Linked DNA regions of Homo sapiens: region 1 is linked to region 2. Evidence: chromatin loops called from intact Hi-C (ENCODE). Cell type or tissue: Caco-2. All regions are shown on one strand. Each heading gives the region's core, and the rest is flanking DNA. Links, peaks and the distances in the headings are about the cores only. Region 1 holds the start of GRIN2C (glutamate ionotropic receptor NMDA type subunit 2C). Region 2 has its middle 20 kb from the start of RAB37-AS1.

The links. Peaks named below come from ENCODE experiments on the same cell type or tissue, not always from the same donor. Only the 100,000 strongest peaks of a DNase experiment are listed, where the experiment ranks them.
Region 1: a loop joins it to region 2, with 2.7 times the contacts of the local background. A loop is called at or near these places in 47 of 110 quality-filtered maps.

The regions. Positions count from the first base shown.
Region 1 is chr17:74,855,231-74,863,685 of GRCh38, reverse strand. GRIN2C (glutamate ionotropic receptor NMDA type subunit 2C) reads left to right here and starts at 3,801. Exons shown (of 13, transcript NM_000835.6): 1 at 3,801-3,942. FDXR (ferredoxin reductase) reads left to right here. Exons shown (of 12, transcript NM_024417.5): 11 at 440-610; 12 at 739-1,189. The coding sequence ends at 869. RefSeq lists an enhancer at 2,276-2,974. In Caco-2, for the core only: CTCF peaks have their summits at 1,249 (motif pointing right), 3,562 and 3,763 (motif pointing right); a DNase peak (open chromatin) is centred at 1,295; H3K4me3 peaks cover 951 bases; H3K27me3 peaks cover 1,101 bases.
Region 2 is chr17:74,651,412-74,663,059 of GRCh38, reverse strand. No RefSeq gene overlaps it. Among named protein-coding and RNA genes, the nearest start is that of RAB37-AS1, 20 kb to the left of the region's middle. In Caco-2, for the core only: a CTCF peak has its summit at 5,452 (motif pointing left); a DNase peak (open chromatin) is centred at 5,419; H3K27me3 peaks cover 132 bases.

The DNA.
Region 1 (8,455 bases), core at 134-8,133, 200 kb before region 2:
GTCATTCAACAAACGTTTACTGAGGTCTTTTCTGGGTTAGGCCCTGTGCTTAGTGCTGGGATTGGAGATTAATAAGGCAGCCTGTGTCCTCAGGGAGCTTCCAGTTTTACTAAGTGCCCACATACCTATCTAGTGATTAATTCACTTGGTAAACATTTACCAAGGGCCTACTGAAACTGCAGGGGAGCAAGCCTCAGCTCCTAAGCTTAGGGATCCCCTCATCTACAGGGAAACTGAGGTGTAAGGGGGTCGGCCTGGTAAAAACAGGGAGAGAAGAATCCAGGGCAGTGGACCAGCGGCCACAGCAGGCTCAGCCGACAGTCTGCCAAGAGGCGTGGGGTGTCTGTGTGCGTGCACGTGGGTGTAGATTGTGGGCACAGGATGGCCAGGGTGGTATCCAGCCACCTCCCTCCCTTCCCCTTTTGTTACCCCCTCTCAGGCCTCTACTGCAGCGGCTGGGTGAAGAGAGGACCTACAGGTGTCATAGCCACAACCATGACTGACAGCTTCCTCACCGGCCAGATGCTGCTGCAGGACCTGAAGGCTGGGTTGCTCCCCTCTGGCCCCAGGCCTGGCTACGCAGCCATCCAGGCCCTGCTCAGCAGCCGAGGTCTGGGCCCCGATGCTGAGGTCCTGGGAGGTGGGGTGGGTGGTCCTTCTCTGGGCCTCACTCTTTGGGAGGGGGCTGTTCTGGGAGGGGTGAAGGAGGAGGTGTTGACAATCTCCCCTCTGCTTCAGGGGTCCGGCCAGTCTCTTTCTCAGACTGGGAGAAGCTGGATGCCGAGGAGGTGGCCCGGGGCCAGGGCACGGGGAAGCCCAGGGAGAAGCTGGTGGATCCTCAGGAGATGCTGCGCCTCCTGGGCCACTGAGCCCAGCCCCAGCCCCGGCCCCCAGCAGGGAAGGGATGAGTGTTGGGAGGGGAAGGGCTGGGTCCGTCTGAGTGGGACTTTGCACCTCTGCTGATCCCGGCCGGCCCTGGCTTGGAGGCTTGGCTGCTCTTCCAGCGTCTCTCCTCCCTCCTGGGGAAGGTCGCCCTTGCGCGCAAGGTTTTAGCTTTCAGCAACTGAGGTAACCTTAGGGACAGGTGGAGGTGTGGGCCGATCTAACCCCTTACCCATCTCTCTACTGCTGGACTGTGGAGGGTCACCAGGTTGGGAACATGCTGGAAATAAAACAGCTGCAACCAAGAGCCATGGTTGATGGGGGACTTTTTTTGGAAGGGTTGGGGTCGGGGGTCACCTTCTGGCCGTAGCTCCCCTACCATCACCAGGTGGCGCTGCAGAGACGGCTCCCTGCTCAGGGGCCTCATTGGGGGCTTGATGGGGCTCGGCAGCCAGGCCTGGCATAGCCACCCTTCCTTTCTCCGCTCGGCCCTGCTGTGGCTGCGGGTTGCCTGTCTTCTGTCCACACTAGGGCTGCCCGGGACCGGGACCGGGACCACCCCTCCCTGGGGAGCCCTCAGTACAATCAAAACAGAAAAGAAATGGGAGCGGGGGACTGAGAAGCAGCTTGTCCCCTGTACCTCTGGGTGCCCCAGGCGAGTCTAGCCTGGGGCCCATTCTTTGGCTCTCAAAGCCTTCCTGCTTCCGTTTCCAGTCAGACACACTGGCCTTTAAAAATAGTGCCTCAGTCTCCCTAGGGCTTTGCAGTGTCCAGAGAGTGGTCACTCCCTTTTATGGCAGCCCTCAAGATGCTGCCTCGCTGTATAACCTGAGGGGTCCTCGAAATTGGCCCAAGGTCACACACTCGTGAGCTGCGGGCTCAAACCCAGGCTCCGGGCAGGCTGGTGTGTCCTCCGAGGCGCACTTGCCCCGAGTGTCAGGTCTGGGGACGCGGTTCCGGAGAGGGGAGAGGGGCCCGGGAATGCGGCGGGAGGGGCCTCGAGGGGCAGCGGGCCGGGCCGGGCCGGGGCGGAGGTGGCGGGCCCCGGCGGGGCGGGCCCTCGCGGGCGGCGGTGAGAGCTCCCGCACAGTCGGCTGCGAGCTCTGGGAGCAGGAGGCGCGGTGCGCAGCCCAGCCCGGGACGGAGCCGGGCGCCGTGCGAGCTTCGGGAGGGTCGCGGGGCGCAGGGGCGGGTCGGGGCCAGCGGACCAGGCCGCGCCACCCGCCCCCGCCCCCGCCCCGCCGCGCCCGGGCTCCGGCGCCCGCGGAGCTGAGACTGAGCGCGCCAGCCCTCCGGGGCCGAGGCTCTGGGACAGACACCGCGAGGGAGGCGGCCGGCGCGGGCTCTCGTCGCGGGCGCAGCGCCCCTTCCCCTCGGTAAGTGGCGAGCGGCGGGCGAGGGGCACCAACTTCGCCGCCAACTTGGGGCTGGGTTCCCGCGGCGCGCGAGCAAGGACGGCGGAGACAGAGGCGGGACACCCGGGGGGTTGGACCCACGCAGGACTCTCGGGGCTCAAGGAGGGGGCGGCTGGAGGACCCGGACCCTCAAGAACCTGGCCTTGGGTTTTGACCCGGGCGGCCGGAGAGAAGGCGAAGAAGAGGCCGAGCAGACAGGCGCGCGGCGGACGCGAGAGAAGGACGCGGGCGAAGCGTCCAAGACGTTCGTCCCCAGGGTCGCCGAGCCCTCCTCCTCCTTCGCTTGGCGCGGCAGCACCGCGGGACCAGGGGAGTCTGGGCTGCCGCGGACCCAAACTGTTGCTGCTGGAAGCCGCCGGGGCGGAGAGCGGGGAACAGGGCCGGGAGTGGGGGCCGGGGCTGGGATCCACCAGAGCGAGGGGTTGGAAAGGAGTCGAGAAGGTGAAAGGGGGCTGTGCGGCTCCCCAGCCCAGTGCCCCAGTTTCCCTAGGTCTGCTGGGCACCTGCTGCGCACTCGCCTCGGCGCCCAGACCCCTTCCCCCGCCGCGAGTCCCGCTTCTTCCCCTTCCAGCTCTGCCCCATCTCCTTTGCCCCAGCCTAGCTCTCTCCTTCCTGCGACCTGGGAGAATCGGAGTGGGCTTCCAGAGTAGTGGCATCTTGCAGATGCTGGCCCGTGCCCGGCTCCCGGGCTTCCAGAGCGCAAAGGGAAGGGTAGGCAGAGAGGGCACTGGGCGAGCAAGACCTGGCGCTGGGCCCTGGCTGCGCACCAGCCGCCTGCGCCGGTCTCTGGGGGCTTCGCCCAGGATCCCCGACGGCGGGGAGGGGAAGCCCCGAGTCTCCTGTTTCCTGCCTACGCGGGCAGGGCGGGGACACGCGGAGCAAAGGCACCCGGCAACCTGAACCCCCAGGTGCGTCCCGCGACCCTGCAAGGAGCTGCTGGGTGAGCAAGACGGGAATTCCCGCCAGGCCCTGATGCCCACCCCATTCGTCCACTCGGTTTCCCAGCCCTGGTCGTCCAAGGGGACTTCTGGCTCGGTCCCCCAGCCCTCGGATGGTGGCGTTATCTTAGTTCAGTCCCTGACCCCGGGCCACAGGAAAATCGAGGAAAGACACTTATTTGGGGAGGGTACCATTCCGCTGGCTGTATTTCAGAGCCCGTCCAGGTCTTGGCGGTGCTAGTGACTTTGAGCCTGTTTCTAAACTCCCGAAGAATAAGAGCGTGCCAGGGGCAGGTAGGCAGGTCCGGGACACCTGGGTTCGCCCAGGGCCCCCGGGCGGGCCTGGGATGGTACTGGGGCCGCCTGCCAGGCTGGCTTGGTCCCCCCACTGCGGGACTCGGGGTCACGACCCAGCTTGGGGGAGTGGGGGTGGGGGCCCCGGAGCCGCGGACGCCGGCGGGGGGCAGCGTGGGGCGGGGGGCGCCGGGTGCGTGGTGCTCAGCTTGGCCGCCAGGAGGCGTGGCGCGGGTCCCCGCCCGGAGCCGCCGCCGCCGCCGCCGCCGCCGCATCGCGAGTGTCCTTGAGCCGCGGGTGACGGTGGCTCTCGCTGCTCGCGCCCCCTCCTCCCGCGGGGGGAGCCTGATGCCACGTTCCCTATGAATTATTTATCGCCGGCCTAAAAATACCCCGAACTTCACAGCCCGAGTGTAAGAGATTGCTGCGGAGGGGAGGGGGCGGGGCGTCCCGGTGGCCAGGGGGAGTCCGGGCGGGGTCCGCGGAGACGGGGGCCGTAGCCTTGGAGGAGCAAGAACTCCGTGCCCCCAGCAGTGGGGCAAGCTAGAACGGCGGTCCTCTCCCCTGGCGCCTGGGTTCGGGTTTTGGCTGGGCAAAAGGGAGGGAGGGAAACCCGACGGCAAAGGAGGGGCGGCTCACCGGAAGGGCAGGGGGTCCGGGGGTTCTGCTGGTGGGTGGGGAGGACTCCTGCGACAGAGTTTCCTAGCCTGGGAGAGGGAGAGCCATCGGTATCTCAGATGTGAGCGGGTATGAGTGCGGGAGTGTGCATGTGTGTGCAGGTCCGTGCCAGGGGGTCTGGCTGAGCTGTGAGGACCCGGGAAGGAGAAGGCCCCCAGCCTGGGAAGGTGCTCAGACCCTTCTAGATGCTGCTGTGTCCTGCAGGACTGACCACTGCCATCCTCTCTGGGGCTCTTTGGGGATCTCTGTGTTTGTCAAACATTAGTTTAAGGGCTGTTTGTGGAAGGGGTGAGACCCTGAGTGGGTGGGTGGGCAGAGGTCTCTGAGACAATGTGTCTGCCCTCAAGGAGCCCGCAGTCCAGTGTGGGGCAGGGTGTTAATGAGTGCACACACACCTGCCGCAGGGCAGAATGGAGGGGTGGAGGGGACCACTACACAGAGCTCCCCACCCAGGAGGGGAAGCCAGGGCAGGGGGAAGAAGGGCAGGTGCCCCAGCCTGGCCGCAGTCCCTGCGCCTAGAGCCTGAGGCATCAAGGCAGGTGCCTGTGGGAGAGGGATTTCAGCTGGGCCCTGAAGGAGAGTAGACTTCTGTTGGGATGAGGACATTCCAGCCTGGGGGATGCTGGAACGAGGCCTGGAGATGAGGGCAGAATGGGGCTGTTTGGCCAGCAGACTGGCAGAGCTGTGGGTTCCAGGGATGGGAGGACGGTTGGTTGCGGTCAGGGTGCAGAGGGCTCTGTCTATGGGACTAAGCTGTCTGGACTTCATTTGTGGGCACCAGGGTGTAGCTGTCCTGTGTGAGGAGGGAGCAGTGGCTGGAGGAAGGCTTCAGCAGTGCAGTGGGGCTGGCGGGGGTGGGTAGGTGGGAGGTGGGGAGGGGGAGGCAAGGGAGGAGATTGTGGCGGGGGAAAGTGGAGTTTGTCCCTCCTACCTCTGTAGGGTGGCTGGGTTAGACGGGGTGATGAGACAGAATTCGGAAGCTCCTTGAGTCTGCCCCTTGCTATTTGGAGCCCAGGGACTTACCTAGTTTTGGCCCCTGGCTCTGGAGGTATTCTGGGATCCCTCCCCCATTTTAGGCCCCTTGATTAGAGGTACAACCTGCCTCAACTCCCCCACCCCCCGACCCCCAACCCCCAACCCAGCAGGACACCTTCCCTTTGGAGAGAGTCTCTGGTGTCCCCAGCCCATGAGGATGTCTTCCTATTGGAGAGAGTGGGAATGAGAACATTTTCAGCTATTACCAGACCCTTATTCCTTCATGTGAATGAGCTCTAGGTCCTTGGCTAAGAAAAGGTCTTGACTGGGGAGGGTGGAAGCTTGAGGGGAGTAGGGAGTTGGAAAGAGAAATACATTTAGAAAAAGGAGGTTGGAGATGCTAATGGCAGACTGCTTATTCTGCCCCTTTGCAGTTGAGGGAGAGCCTGGGCCCTTCATCCAGGGTCACACTGTCCAAAGAAATAAAATGGGAGCCACAAGTACAATTTAAAATTTTCTAGTAACCACATTAAAACAAATAGAAACAGGTGACGTTAATTTTAATAGTATATTTTCTTTGACTAAACATACCCCAAATGTTATTATTTCAACATGTAATCAAGATACAAGTGTTTACGAGATTTTTTACATTCTTTTTCCCTGTTGTCTTCAATGTGCAGTGTGGCATGAAATTTTACACTGATAGCAAACTCCGTTTGGGTGAGAGATGTTTCTGGTACCCAATAGTCGTGTATGACTGGCGGCTCCTATACTGGGCAGCACAGATCTAGAGCTCATTACTGGGAGGCAGGGGTAGTAGGAGGTTTGGGGCTCCCCAGAGGGCAAGGAACCTCTAGGACCTGGAGGTGTGGGCAGAGGTGAGCAGACAGAGGCCGTGCAAGGGGAGCGACAAGCATGTCAGTGTCCTTTGTGGTTGAGATCTGACATCCCTGATTGGTGGTGGCAGCTGAGGCATGGCATGGCATGGCTAGGATCGATCCCTTGCCAGACTCAAACATGTCTCTGGGCTGTCAGTTCTGTCACTTCTGTCACTTCTGTGTCACTGTACTAGGGAACCGTACACATGGGAAGATTTCAAGGGCGCCACCATGAGAGCAATATTCCCTTCCTTGCCAAAACTCTTGTCTTCTTGGCCTGAAATTCTACCACCTGGCACTTTAGCTTAAGGCTCTGATTGTGGTTAAACTACATCTCTCTTGGGAATGAGAACCCTTTCAGCTATGATCAGTCCCTCATACCTTCCTGTGAATGAGCTCTAGATGCTTAGCTAAGAGAAGATCTTGACGGGGAGGCTGGGGAGTTTGAGGGAAGTAGGGAGAGAAGGTTGGAAAGAGAAATATATTTAGAAAAAAGGAGGTTGGAGGTGCTAACAGCAGCATGCTCATTCTGCAGATTTGACTCTAAGTTCCTGGAGGGCAGGGACCATGTCTCACCCATAGGGACATTCCACCATCCAGCGCCTGCTGCAGGGAAGGGGCTCAGCACACACGGGCCAATTGATGTTTCTACACTAAAGTTGGTTTAGTGGGTTCCCTGGAGGGATCCTTTCAGTGCCACCCTGGGGAGAAGAGGAACTTTCCTGAATGTTCCTGGTAGCCTCTTGCACTTCCCCGCTCTCTGGATTCCTTAGAGAGAACTAGAGATACAAGAAGGCCCATATGTCTGTAAGACATTAGGCTTTGGATTAAAAAAAAAGAGAGAGATAGCTGGGTGTGGTGGCTGACGCCTGTAATCCCAGCACTTTGGGAGGCCGAGGTGGGCAGATCATGAGGTCAGGAGATCGAGACCATCCTGGCTAACACGGTGAAACCCTATCTGTACTAAAAAATACAAAAAATTAGCCGGGCATGGTGGTGGGCGCCTGTAGTCCCAGCTACTTGGGAGGCCGAGGCAGGAGGATGGCATGAACCCGGGAGGTGGAGCTTGCAGTGAGCCGAGATCGCACCACTGCACTCCAGTCTGGGTGACAGAGCAAGACTCTGTCTCAAAAAAAAAAAAAAAGAGAGAGAGAGAAATTTGGTGGCAGGCAAAAGGAAGGCCCTGTGAGAAAGCTGGAGCCTGCCCAGCAGTTGTCTCGGGCCCCATCCCTGAAGGGCATCTGTCTTTCGGAGGCGTGGTTTCTGGCAACTGCTTGATTTTCGTGAGCATTTCTGTAGCAGAGATGTGCAGATCCTGGGGGAGGCGGGAGGGCTGGAGTGGCAGGCTCACCCTGTCCACCCTTTAGCTCTTCCCTGCTCAGAAGTTTTGCTGGGGATGTGATGAAGATGGGAGAGATGGCAGTGCCATGGCCGATGGCCAGCTGGGAGGGAGAGTGACATCCGTGGGCACCACTCCACTCAGGCTTTGTGTTACCCTCACTGCTGTGGCTCTTGGTCCCAATCCAAAATAATGACATTTAGCAAGGATACGTGTCAGGCCCCTGGGTTGGGTTCAAAAGATCCTGCACGCCAGTGATGGCCCGAGAGGCCAGCTCACCAGCTCATGTGTAACAAGACCAAACCCCAGCTCACCAGCTTGGGTTTTCCGGTACCCCTGAGCTCTGAACAAGTCAGTGCTGTTGCACCCTGCTGCGGAAGAGCTGCTACTAGCTGAGGCCACAGAAGGAAGGGCTGTAGTGACGTCCAGTGCCCAGGAGGAGGGGGCTCTGTGCCAGGCAGAACCATGCAGAGGAGGGCCCTTGGGGCTGGCCCCATGGCAAGCAGGGCACACTGACCAGTAGCACAGGCCCTGGTGAGAGACAGATGGAAGATCCGGTTTAGACTATGAGGAGGACTGGCCGGTGGGGGTGGGGGTTGGGGGTGATGCAAGAGCTGTCTTCCTTCACCTGGCTGGGGGCCTGTCACCTGCGGGATGAGGTCACTAATCCCAGCAAATAGCCTGTTAGCTCATCTAAGTCCTCACACTGCTGTGATTATTTCAGGCAAGAAAACATGGCTCAGAGAGGCTAAGTGACTTCCCTAAGATCACACAGCCAGTTAGTGGCAGAACTGGGACACGAACTCAGATCTGTCTGACTCAAATCCATGCACTTGAACCCCAGACTAGCATTTTCAGTATGACTTCCTAGGGCAGAACCCACTGGCTGAGTTTTGGAAGGCATCAGTAGACTGGAGGGCTGGGTCCCGGTCATGGCTCCTGTTCTTCCCCAGCCCTTGCTCTTCTGGGATGCCCTTGGGATGCTCAACTAACCTCTGTCTCTTTCTCTTTGTCCGTGTCTGTCTGTCTCCCTCTCTCTCCGCCTCTCTTCGGGGA
Region 2 (11,648 bases), core at 1,469-9,468:
TCAAAATCATGGCACAGTTTTAATCTGTGCTTTGTCTTTTTATATACTTATTGTTTTCTCTTAAGTTTATGATTGCCTCTATTTTTGCTTGTTGAGAAAGAAAATGCATGTCTTCTTCATTATGTTCCTCATATCTTCCAGTTTTCCACTCTTTGGTATGCATTCCATTCTCTTCTTGAATCTCAGTGACTTTGTGTTCTGATATGGATTGGCTTCTTTGTATTAGATAATGACTTTGTTTTACTTCTTCCCCCTGAGTTTCTAATTTACTTTTTAAATTTTTATTTTTTGAGACAAGGTCTCACCTTGTCATCAAGGCTGGAGTACAATGGCGCGAACATGGCTCACTGCACCCTTGACTTCCCAGGCTCAACTGATCCTCCCACCTCAGCCTCCTGAATATCTGGGACCACAGGCATGAGCCACCATGCCCGGCTAATTTTTTGCAGAAATGGAGTTTCACCATGTTCCCCAGGCTGGTCTTGAACTCTTGAGCTCAAGCAATCCTCTTGCTTTGGCCTCCCAAAGTGCTGAGATTACAGGCATGAGCCACTGTTCCTGGCTCTAATTTGTTTTTAAACATTGAATTCAGGGACTTCAACAGATGCTCAAGGCTCATTTTCTAAGCTCTCATCTACGTCATCTCACAAACCTCTCTGACACAGTGTTCTATCTGTTTATTCCAAGAACTGGTTGTCTCTGGGCCTGCTGCGTAGCTATAGCTCTGACATTTTCCTTTAGTTCTATTCTTACACGGATTCAGTATTTCTGTGGCTCATTTATTCTGCTTTCTTGGTCTACTCTCTCATGAACTTGGTTTACTTTTCTTGCTTTATTCCTCATGAATAAGTATTCAAAGAAGTGACTTAAGAATTTACTTAAATAATTGCTTAAGAAAGAGAGCATGGGAGGTGAACTTCCTGAGTCTTTACATATCTGAAAATGTATTTGTTCTGCTCCTACTCAATTTGGGCTGGATTTGGAATTCCAGGTTGAAGGCTCTTTCTCGGGGGTTTGAAGACATCATTGCATTGTCTTCCTGGATACTCTTAGGAGTTAATATTGCTAATTGAAGTGCTGCTCATAGAAAGTCTTTTGCCAGACTAATTCCTCTGCCTTTGGGGATGGCCTGTTTTAGTATTTAGTATGTATTTTTTTGCTTTGGAAGCCTTTCTTTTCTATTCTTCTCTCTCTCTCTTTCTTTCTTTCTTTCTTCTTTCTTTCTCTCTTTCTCTTTCCTTCCCTTCCTTCCTTCCCTCCCTCCCTCCCTCCCTCCCTCCTTCCTTCCTTCCTTCATTTCTTCCCTCCTTCCTCCCTCCCTCTCTCCCTCCCCCTCTCTCTCTTTCTTTCTTCTCTGTCTTTGCCGGAGTGCAGTGGTGTGACCTCGGCTCACTGCAACTTCTGCCTCCCAGGTTCAAGCGATTCTCCTGCCTCAGCCTCCCAAGTACCTGGGATTACAGACACATGCCACTGCGCCCGGCTAATTTTTATATTTTTAGTAGAGACGGGGTTTCATCCTGTTAGCCAGGATGGTCTGTCTTGAACTCCTGACCTCAGGTGATCCATCTACCTCAGCCTCCCAAAGTCCTGGGATTACAGGCATGAGCCACTGTGCCCGCCCTCTAAAATCTTTTCTTAATCTATGGGTTTCTGATATTCTGCATGAATTTATATAACCATATGCCTATTTATATCTATTGTGCTGGGTACTCAGTCTACCCTTTCAATTTGAAGATGTGTGTCTCCTTTCCTCTCTGGGAAATTCTCTTGATTTAATTTTTTTCTCCCCTTAATTGTTACTGTATTTTCTGAAGTTCCCAAGTAGTCAGATATGATCATTTTCCATCTCTTTGTCTTTTCTGCTCTATGAACTAGGATATTTCCCTACTGTCATCTTTAAAATACTTACAATGCATTACTTTTTAGCAAAATTCTTTTCAGTTTCCAAGAATTATATTTTTGTTGCCCAGGTGTGGTGGCTCATGCCTAATCCCAGCACTTTGGGAGGCTGAGGCGGGTGGATCCCTTGAGGTCAGGAGTTCGAGACCAGCCTGGCCAACATGGTGAAACCCTGTCCCTACTAAAAACACAAAAATTAACCGAGTGTGGTGGCATGTGCCTGTAATTACAACTACTTGGGAGGCTGGGGCAGGAGAATTGCTTGAACCTGGGAGGTGGAGGTTGCAGTGAGCCGAGGTCATGCCACTGCACTCTAGCCTGGGAGACAGAGAGACTCTGTCTCAAAACAACAACAACAACAACTATATATATATATATATATATATATATATATATATATATATATATATATATATATATTTGTTCTCTTTTAAATTTTTTAAAATTGTGGTAAAATATACGTAATAAAAAATATACCATTTTAACCATTTTTAAGTGTACAGTTCAGTAGTGTTAAGTGCATTTACATTGTCTTACAACTCATCTCCAGAACTCTTTTTGTTTTGTGAAACTAATGCTCTATACCCATGAAACAACAACTCCTCATTCCCCTTCCACCCAGCCTCTGGCAACCACTTTTCTACTCTCTGTGTCTATATGCATTTGGCTAATATAGGTATCTCATAAGAGTGGAATCACACAGCATTTTTCTTCTCGTGACTAGCTAATTTCACTTAGCTTAATGTTCTCAAGGTTCATCCATGTTGTAGCATGTGTCAGAATTTAATTTCTTTCTAAGGCTGAACAATATTGTATTTGAGAATAAGATATTATATATTAATAAATAATATTATATAGGATGGCTTCTTTGTATTTAGATAACTTTCTTTTTCTTACAGTATATAATATTTATTCTTAGATACAATATATTAAATACAATATATTACATTGTAATCTTAGAAAGAATACAATATAATACAATAATATTGTCGTCTTTCTTTTTTCTTTTTTTGAGACAGAGTCTTGCTTGGTTGCCCATGCAGTGGCGCAATCTCGGTTCACTGCAACGTTTCTCCCATGACTAAGCTCTGGGCTGTTGGAATGGGTGAGGGGTGCACTGCAGGGAAGGGGCAGCCTCCATATGCAGCCACCTATCCCCTCCCCCTCTGGCATGCTTGGATGGGAATGGAGGTTTTGAGTTGTATTGACCTAGGAGGAACAATGGTGCTGTCTCCTTCCTTGGGGCTTTGGAGAAGATCTGTTCATTTATTCTTCCTTCCTTTCATTCATTCTTAGCCAGGTACTGTGCTAGGCACTCAGGATAAATAGACAAAAGAGCTACAGTTCCTGACTCTAAACAGCCGACAGTCTACCGCTTGTGACTAACAGGTGCAGAAAGATCATATCATGGGATAAGGGTCATGATGGTGCATGAGGGAGGCATTGTAGTGCAGTGGCTGAAAGCTCAAGCTTGGACCCAGCAGACCCGGGTCTGCATCCTGACTCCACTGTGTGTTATCTGTGCAGCTTTGTCTATTATTTCATGTTGCTAATCTTCACTTTCCTCTTTCAAAGTGTCATTATGAGGATTAAATGAAAGAATGCGGCCGGGCCTGGGTGGCTCAAGCCTGTAATCCCAGCACCTTGGGAGGCCAAGGCAGGTGGATCACTTGAGGTCCAGGGTTCGAGACCAGCCTGGCCAACATGGTGAAACCTCGTCTCTCCTAAAAATACAAAAATGAGCCGGGTGTGGTGGTGAGCATTTGTCATCCCAGCTACTTGGGTGGCTAAGGCATGAGAATCGCCTCAGCCGGGAGGCAGGGGCTTCAGTGAGCCGAGATTGCTCTATTGCACTCCAGCCTGGGCGACAGAGCAAGACCCTGTCTCAAAAAAAAAAAAAAAAAGAAAAAAGAAAAAAAAAAGAAAGAAAGAAAGAATGCATGGTAAGTGCTAAGCCCAGTGCCTGGTATATACTGAGTGCTCAATATGGGAGCTGTCATTGTGAATAACATGAGCGTGCCAGAAGTCTGGAGGAGAGGATGACCGCTTGCTCTGCCTGGAGGTGAGGAGGAAGGTGGGACTCGGGGAGGGCTTCACCCAGGAAGTGGCCACTAGGCACAAACGTTTCCTTCCCTAGAAAAGTCCCCCAGTGATAACTTCTCCTGTCCCAGCATCCCAAGGAGCCACCTTTTTGACCATTGAGAAGCAGCCTCTAATAAGAGAGAGCCTCTGTAAGGCCGCCCAGGCCCTGCCCATGATGCCAGACTTCTGCTGCCATGTCGTTTGCCTTCTCCATTGGGTGCTTTCCGGGAGATACAAGGATGCATGATGAACAAGTGAACCTTTATTGTGACACCAATGTGTCGCATGATGTCATCGACTCTTTTGCATGTATTATCTACTTAATCTTATCCAATACTCCCCTGGAGGAGGCTATAATTCTTCCCATTTTATAGATGATGAAAGTGAGAGTCTGGGACATTAAGTTCATCACCAGGATCCTGCAGACGGCAGACAGAACCAAGATTCAGTCCCTAGTGGTCTGGCCCCACGTTGATACGCTTTCCGCCATCCTGCAGCTGCCTTCTGCTTATAGAATCATCAGCCGAGAACTGTGGCTCAGGAAGGGACTGTGGAGGTTTGTTTGGTGCTTTTAGCTCCATAGTTGGAAAAACTCTCTGGCACACTGAACTTTCTTGACGCTAAGTTCCAACCTATCCTGCCACTCAGTCAGGATCAGGAGGAGGAGACGCCAAGGGGGTCTGCCTCTCCAGAAGTGTACAGAAAGTGCTCAGTGACATCGCCATATCTGCCCCAACACCCTCATTCCTGGGACATACAATAGCCACTCTTACCTGGAACCTGTGGCATTAAGACCACCCCCATGGAGCCGGTCGCGGTGACTCATGCCTGTAATCCCAGCACTTTGGGAGGCTGAGGTGGGCAGATCACCTGAGGTCAGGAGTTCAAGACCAGCCTGGCCATCATGGTGAAACCCCGTCTCTACTAAAAATACAAAAAATTAGCGAGGCATAGTGGTGGGCACCTGTAATTCCAGCTACTCGGGAGGCTGAGGCAGGAGAATTGCTTGAGCCTGGGAGGTGGAGGTTGCAGTGAGCTGAGATCGTGCCATTGCACTCCAGCCTGGGTGACAGAGCGAGACTCGATCTCAAAAAAAAAAAAAAGGAAAAAGAAAAAAGACAGAGAGAAAGAGAAAGAGACTATCCGACTATCCCCATGGGCTAGGACTCCGGGAGTTTGTGGTCCTTCTTGGTTTTTGTTTTTGTTTTTTTGAGATTGAGTCTCTGTTGCTCAGGCTGGTGTGCAGTGGAGTGATCACAGCTCACTGCAGCCTCGACATCTTAGGCTCAAGTGATCCTCCCACCTCAGCCTCCCAAGTAGCTGGGACTTCAGCGTGTGGTCCTTCTAATGGTCATCAGCGCGGTAGTGCTCTCCTGTAGCACAGAGAACAGCAGCTGCAGGCTGTGGGAGAAGCTGCGTCTAGGCAGGCTCCTTCACTGAGTGCCAGGCTCTTTGCAGCTCGCTGCCTCCTCCTTGTGGACATTTGTCTCCAGCAGGGTCTCAGAACTTGGTGACTGTGTCATCAGAGAATTGACAAGCTCAACAGCCCCAGGGAGGAGGAAATTCTATTGCCCAGTCTTCAGGGAGGGCCAGTCGAATTATAAAAAGCCAGCAAAATTTACCTGGACTTCTCTCAGCCACTCTTTCTGCTCTATTTCCTCTCTCTCATGTGGCATAGCCCTTTTTCCATGTGAGAAATATACTTTTAGGAGAGAAGATATGTCATTTGCATCATACTGTGATTTTAAATGCACATGTCACCTTTGCAGAAGCATTTGCTCTTCAGGTTTTCTCCTGGACTGTGGGTGTTACAGGTGTTTTTCTTCCATAGCAGCGGCTGGTGTGTGCGCATGCACACATGTGTGCTCTCTGTGTGGGAGGCATCATAGTTTTGAGAGCGTTTGCTGAAGTCACACTTCACTTGGCCATGGAATCCCCTCTTAAACAACCTGCCCTGCTCGCAGTGATCAGTGGGTTCAAGTTCACGTATTCTCTCTGGGCTCTTTTGTGCTGTCGTTCGTGATTGTTTTCCTCAAGGCACATAGCTGAGGATCAAAACTAGGAAGAAAATTCAATCCCTCCTTCCAAGAGCTGATAATGCATCATGCCAAATCATTTCTTCATCGGTTAACCTAGCTTTTCTTTAAATTGGACCTCAGGGTGCTCAGAATTGGGTCAATCATCATAATGGAATTCTGAGACACTCATCATTCACCCGTGGACAGTCCACTTTCATTCATTGGTTTATTCCAATGTAATAAGGCTCTGTAAACCCAAAGCAAAAGCTAGGGCCTTGGCAATAACCTACATTTAACCATATACTCATCCCACTTCACTCCCCAAATTGAGAATCATCCTGATTCCTCTGTCCATCAATCCTTTGCTTTCATTTTTAGGTAGTTTTATTGCATCTATATGCATTCCTAAAGATGCATTTAAAAAATGTTAGTTTTTTTTTTTTCTTTTTGAGATGGAGTCTCACTTTGCTGTCCAGGCTGGAGTGCAGTGGTACAATCTCAGCTCACTGCAACCTCTGCCACCCAGGTTCAAGCGATGCTCCTGCCTCAGCCTCCTGAGAAGCTGGAACTACAGGCATGTGCCACCATGCCTGGCTAATTTTTATGTTTTTAGTAGAGATGAGGTTTCACCATATTGGCCATGCTGGTCTTGAACTCCTGACCTCAGGTGATCCACCTGCCTTGGCCTCCCAAAGTGCTAGGATTACAGGCATGAGCCACTACACCGGGCCTTTTCTTTCTTTTTGTAGAGATGGGGTCTTGCTATGTTGTCCAGGATGGTCTCGAACCCCTGGGCTCAAGCAATCCTCCTGCCTCTGCCTCCCTAAATGCTGGGATTACAGGTGTGAGCCAATGTGCCTGGCTGGTTGCTTTTTTGATTTAAGATTACGTTGCTTAGATTCTTCTGTATTGTGGCATGTCTGTTGTTTTGGCTGCTGCATAACGTTCTGCTGAGTGAATAGCCCACATTTCTTTCATCTATTCTTCCACTGAAGGGCATGTGTGCTGTGCCTGGTTTTTATCTGCTGTGACCAGCACTGCAGGGAACTTTCACATACATGTCTCCTGTTGTCTGTGTGCAAGAGTTTCTCTTCATCTTCCCATGTGAGAAGCGGTAGTTAATTTATTTATTTAGAGACAGAGTCTCGCTCCGTCGCCCAGGCTGGAGTGCAGTGGCGTGATCTCAGCTCATTGCAACAACCACCACCTCCTGGGTTCAAGCAATCCTCCCACCTCAGCCTCCCAAGTAGCTGGGACTACAGGTGTGCACCACCACACCCAGCCAATTTTTTTTTTTTGTATTTTTAGTAGAGTCGGGGTTTTGCCACTTTGCCCAGGCTCGTCTCAAACTGCCGAGCTCAGGCAATTCGCTCGCCTCTGCCTCCCATAGTGCTAGGATTACAGGTGTGAGCCACCGCATCCGGCCAGAAGCATTTATTTAAGGTCAGCTGCATGTGTTGCCTATGCTGAGGTCACATATGGTTGGGTCGTGAGGCTGCGGGGCTCTGCAGGAAAGCCGTGTGACTTATGGAGAGGAAACTGGGATTTTGGCTCAGACAAATGTGTTTCAAGGTCTACCTGAGCCACTTGTAAGTTATTTGACTTGGACCACTTTCTTGACTTCTTTGAGTTGCAGTTTTCATATTTTAAAAATGGAGGCCAGTGCGGCGGCTCACGCCTGTAATCCCAACACTTTGGGAGGCCAAGACAGGCAGATCACTTGAGGCCAGGAGTTCGAGACCAGCCTGGCCACCATGGTGAAACCCTGTCTCTACTAAAAATACAAAAATTAGCCAGGCATGGTGGCAGGCACCTGTAGTCCCAGCTACTCAGGAGGCTGAGGTAGGAGAATCGCTTGAGCCCGGGAGGTGAAGGTTGTAGTGAGCTGAGATTGCACCACTGCACCCCAGCCTGGTAGACAGAGTGAGACTTTGTCGAAAAAAAAAAAAAAAGGAATAATGTATAAGAAATGAGGAGAGGTCAAAGCACGGCTGGGAGGAGGTGCTGCAGCCCAGGAGCAGGACTGCACGGCAGGTGATCATGCTCACTTTGAAGTCAGCACACCAGGCCCACATGCACCAGAGCACTTCACTTACTAGCTTATGACCTGAGGCACACACTTAACGTTTGGAGTCTGTTTCCCTGTGGTTGGGGGTAATTGCACTGAGCCCTGAGGGATTTTGGGTGGATTTGATGAGATCATCCATCCATCCTTGTCCCGGTGCCTGGGATACTCAGTCAATGTGAGCTGCTGTTGCAGACCTGGGACTAGTGTGAGCACTGTACAAAGGCTGAGTGTCACCAGGGTGGGACACTGCAGAGGAGATTCAATATCAGATTCAGCATATTAATATTAATTGAACATAATAATGAATATACTACTATTTTCCTTTACAGACTTCAAATATCAGGGATCAAAAATACAGATTTCCCCAAACTTTCTTTTTTTCTTTGAGACAGAGTCTCGCTCTGTCGCCCAGGCTGGAGTGCAGTGGCATGATCTTAGCTCACTGCAACCTCCACCTCCCAGGTTCAAGTCATCCTCCTGCCTCAGCCTCCCGAGTAGTTGGGACTACAGGCACCTGCCACCACACCCAGCTAAGTTTTTGTATTTTTAGTAGAGATGGGGTTTCACCATGTTGGCCAGGATGGTCTCCATCTCTTGACCTCGTGATCCACCCGCCTCAGCCTCCCAAAGTGCTGGGATTACAGGTGTGAGCCACTGAGCCGAGCCCAGACTTTCTTATTCAGAGTATCCTGGGGTGAGGCTTGGGGGTTTGCATTATTATAAGGTTCTAAGGGTGACTCTGACATGAAGACAAGTTCAGGAACTCCTGAACTGATGGCATCAATCAACGTGCCCTGGAAAACCATTCAGAAAGGGCTTTAGTTTCCCAAATGAGATGAAGAAGAACTTTAGTTGCGCAGGAGGAGAGCACTGGACAGAATTAAGAAGAGAGTCTAGACTTATTAGGGGAGGAGGAAGGACATGACCTAGACCGCCACATTGCACGTTCATGTAGAAGATGGTGTTAATGACCCCAGTGTCACCTCCAGAGCACAGCATGGTGCCATCTGCCATGGGGTCTCCTAAAACTGTGCAACATATTCCAGTGCTACCACCAGGAATAACATCTATTTATATTGTTTACAGTGTTTCCCTCTAGAGCCAGACGACTTAGGTTTGAATCTAGATTCATCCCTTACTGGCTCTGTCACTGCAACTTCTCTGTGTCAATTACCTCATCCGTAAAATAGAGATAATAATAATGTATATCTCAGGTTGTTGTAAGGGTAAAGTGGGTTAATATGGAGGGCTTCATAAAAAGGCTTAGAATAATAGCATCCGCACTTAGACAGTGATATGTAGGTGTCGACTGTTGCCTTCATCTTTGTCTTTGTCTTCGTCATCATCATCATCAACATCGTCACTATTCTGCCATAAATTCCACTTATTATACAAGTGCATGTAAATGCACTTCATCTAAAATGCAAGCAGCACTATTAAGAAAAAGAATAGGAGAGGGATAGCTATTGTTTTCCTCTCCCTAATATTTCGAGTAAGAAAAGATGCAATTTCTCAGTACGATAAAACATGGAAAATATTTCTAGTTATCCTCCAACTCTCCCCTTTTCAGTAACAGAATTTTTGGCTGGGCACAAAATTTAAAAACATTTCTCAGCCTCCTTTGCAGGGAGGTGTGGCGACATAACTGAATTCTGGCCAACGGGATGTGAGAGCAGAAGTCAAGCCCAGAGAGAGATTGGAGCAAACCCTCCTCTTCCTCTCTTCCCTTCCTCTGGGTGGGATGTAGGGGTGGTGGTGGGTGCTGGAGCAGCCATCTGATGCTGAGATGGAAGCCCAGTGCTGGATGGTAGAGCCATGGGCTGGAAGAACCCTGAGGCTGTGGAACTGCCATATCAGCCTTGAACTGCTTACCCCTGAATGTTGGAGGAAAAATAAATAGATTTCTATCTTGTGTATGCCCTACATAAGTTGGCTTTCAATACAGTAGCTGAATGAGTATTCTAGATAATATAGTTGTTACATGTATAAGGAATAAACATTCTACCAGGTGACCAAAAGAGCAAAGGAATAGGGAGAGATGGAAGACAAATCCTTATTTGAATGATGTAAAGTAAGAGACATAGGGAAGGAAAAGGGCTGGATCTAGGGCGAGGTGACAAAGGTGTCTACGGACAGTCACTCTCAGGGTCATGCCTGCACCTCGGGAAGACTCCTTAGATTTTGTGCCCTACGTGCCTTTTTTGCCTTGCTGTGGTCTGGACCATGGAAAGGAGAGAAGATGGGTAATAGAGGGAACTGAAGAAGAGGGATGGGGGTAATGTGGAGAGAGAGGAGAGGCTGGGGATGGATTTCAGTAAAAAGGAATCAAAGGAGAAGAAAAGAAGAGGGGAAAGGGGAAAGAAAAAAGTAAAGAGTAACTTTCAAGTTAGTGGTTCAACGTGGAAAGTTTTTAATTCAGAGAGAATATTTCTTTACACCTAATATTTTAGAAGTGGGAACAGATGGAAGGTCTTATTTTCATCTTCCTGCCCTAAAAATTAGGCCATAGGCAGGAAGAAAAATATTGCACCAGCAGGAAGAATATGACAAAGGACAGCGACTTATGATAGTCAGGTGTGTGTCAGCAGCCCCAGTGCAGCACAGCCAGGTTTGAAGTGAGGTCACCAGCAGTGGTTGTGGCTGAACCAGAGGGGAACCTACTTTTAAGACAAGTTATGAGAATGGGCTTTTGGTCCCATTTCCAGAAGGCCACATTGCGGGTGTCCTAGCTGCCTTGTGCTGTTCTATCAGCTATGGCATCAGGATCTGCCCGGCAATTAGTGGCTGTGGGACACACTAAATAAAGCCAGCCTTGAATAGTCTCCTGGAGTCTAGCACTGTCTGCCTTTTATACGCCCAGGCATTTCATAACCTCATTGTCAGTTCTGCAGTTTCCTACAGCATGAAGCAGAGAAGGGGAGATTTGGACTCCAGAGAGGGGCCATTGGGTAGGGGGCAGACACCCTGAACATTGCAATTATCTAGAATTGCTGTTTTGTCCAAAACTAATGGTTGTGCCTCCACACATAACTCAGACAGGGCTTTATTTCTCCTTCAGAGAGCTGGGAGAGAGTGTTGGTAGAATGGAGGTAGATGTTTGGTAGAAATAGAAGGAGAGAGCACTCATTTTTCTTAGGGGAAGGCTGTAAGTCTGGGAGGAGCTGGCCTCTGTTGCTCTATCATCTCCCTCTAGACAAATTACCCCATTACTGGCCAGGCACAGTGGCTCATCCTTGTAATCCCAGCCCTTTGGGAAGCCGAGGTGGGCAGATCACAAGGTCGGGAGTTCGAGACCAGCCTGGCAAAGAGACAAGCCTGACCAATACAGTGAAACCCCATCTCTACTAAAAATACCAAAGGTAGCTGGGCATGGTGGCAGGCGCCTGTAATCCTAGCTACTTGGGAGGGTGAGACAGGAGAATTGCTTGAACTCGGGAGGCAGAGGTTGCAGTGAGCTGAAGATCGTGCCATTGCACTCTAGCCTGGGCAACAGAGCGAGACTCCGACTCAAAAAAAAAAAAATGTACTCCTTTACTTTAGTGGACCAGTGGGGAAGGAGCAGAAAGAATAGGTGAGAACGT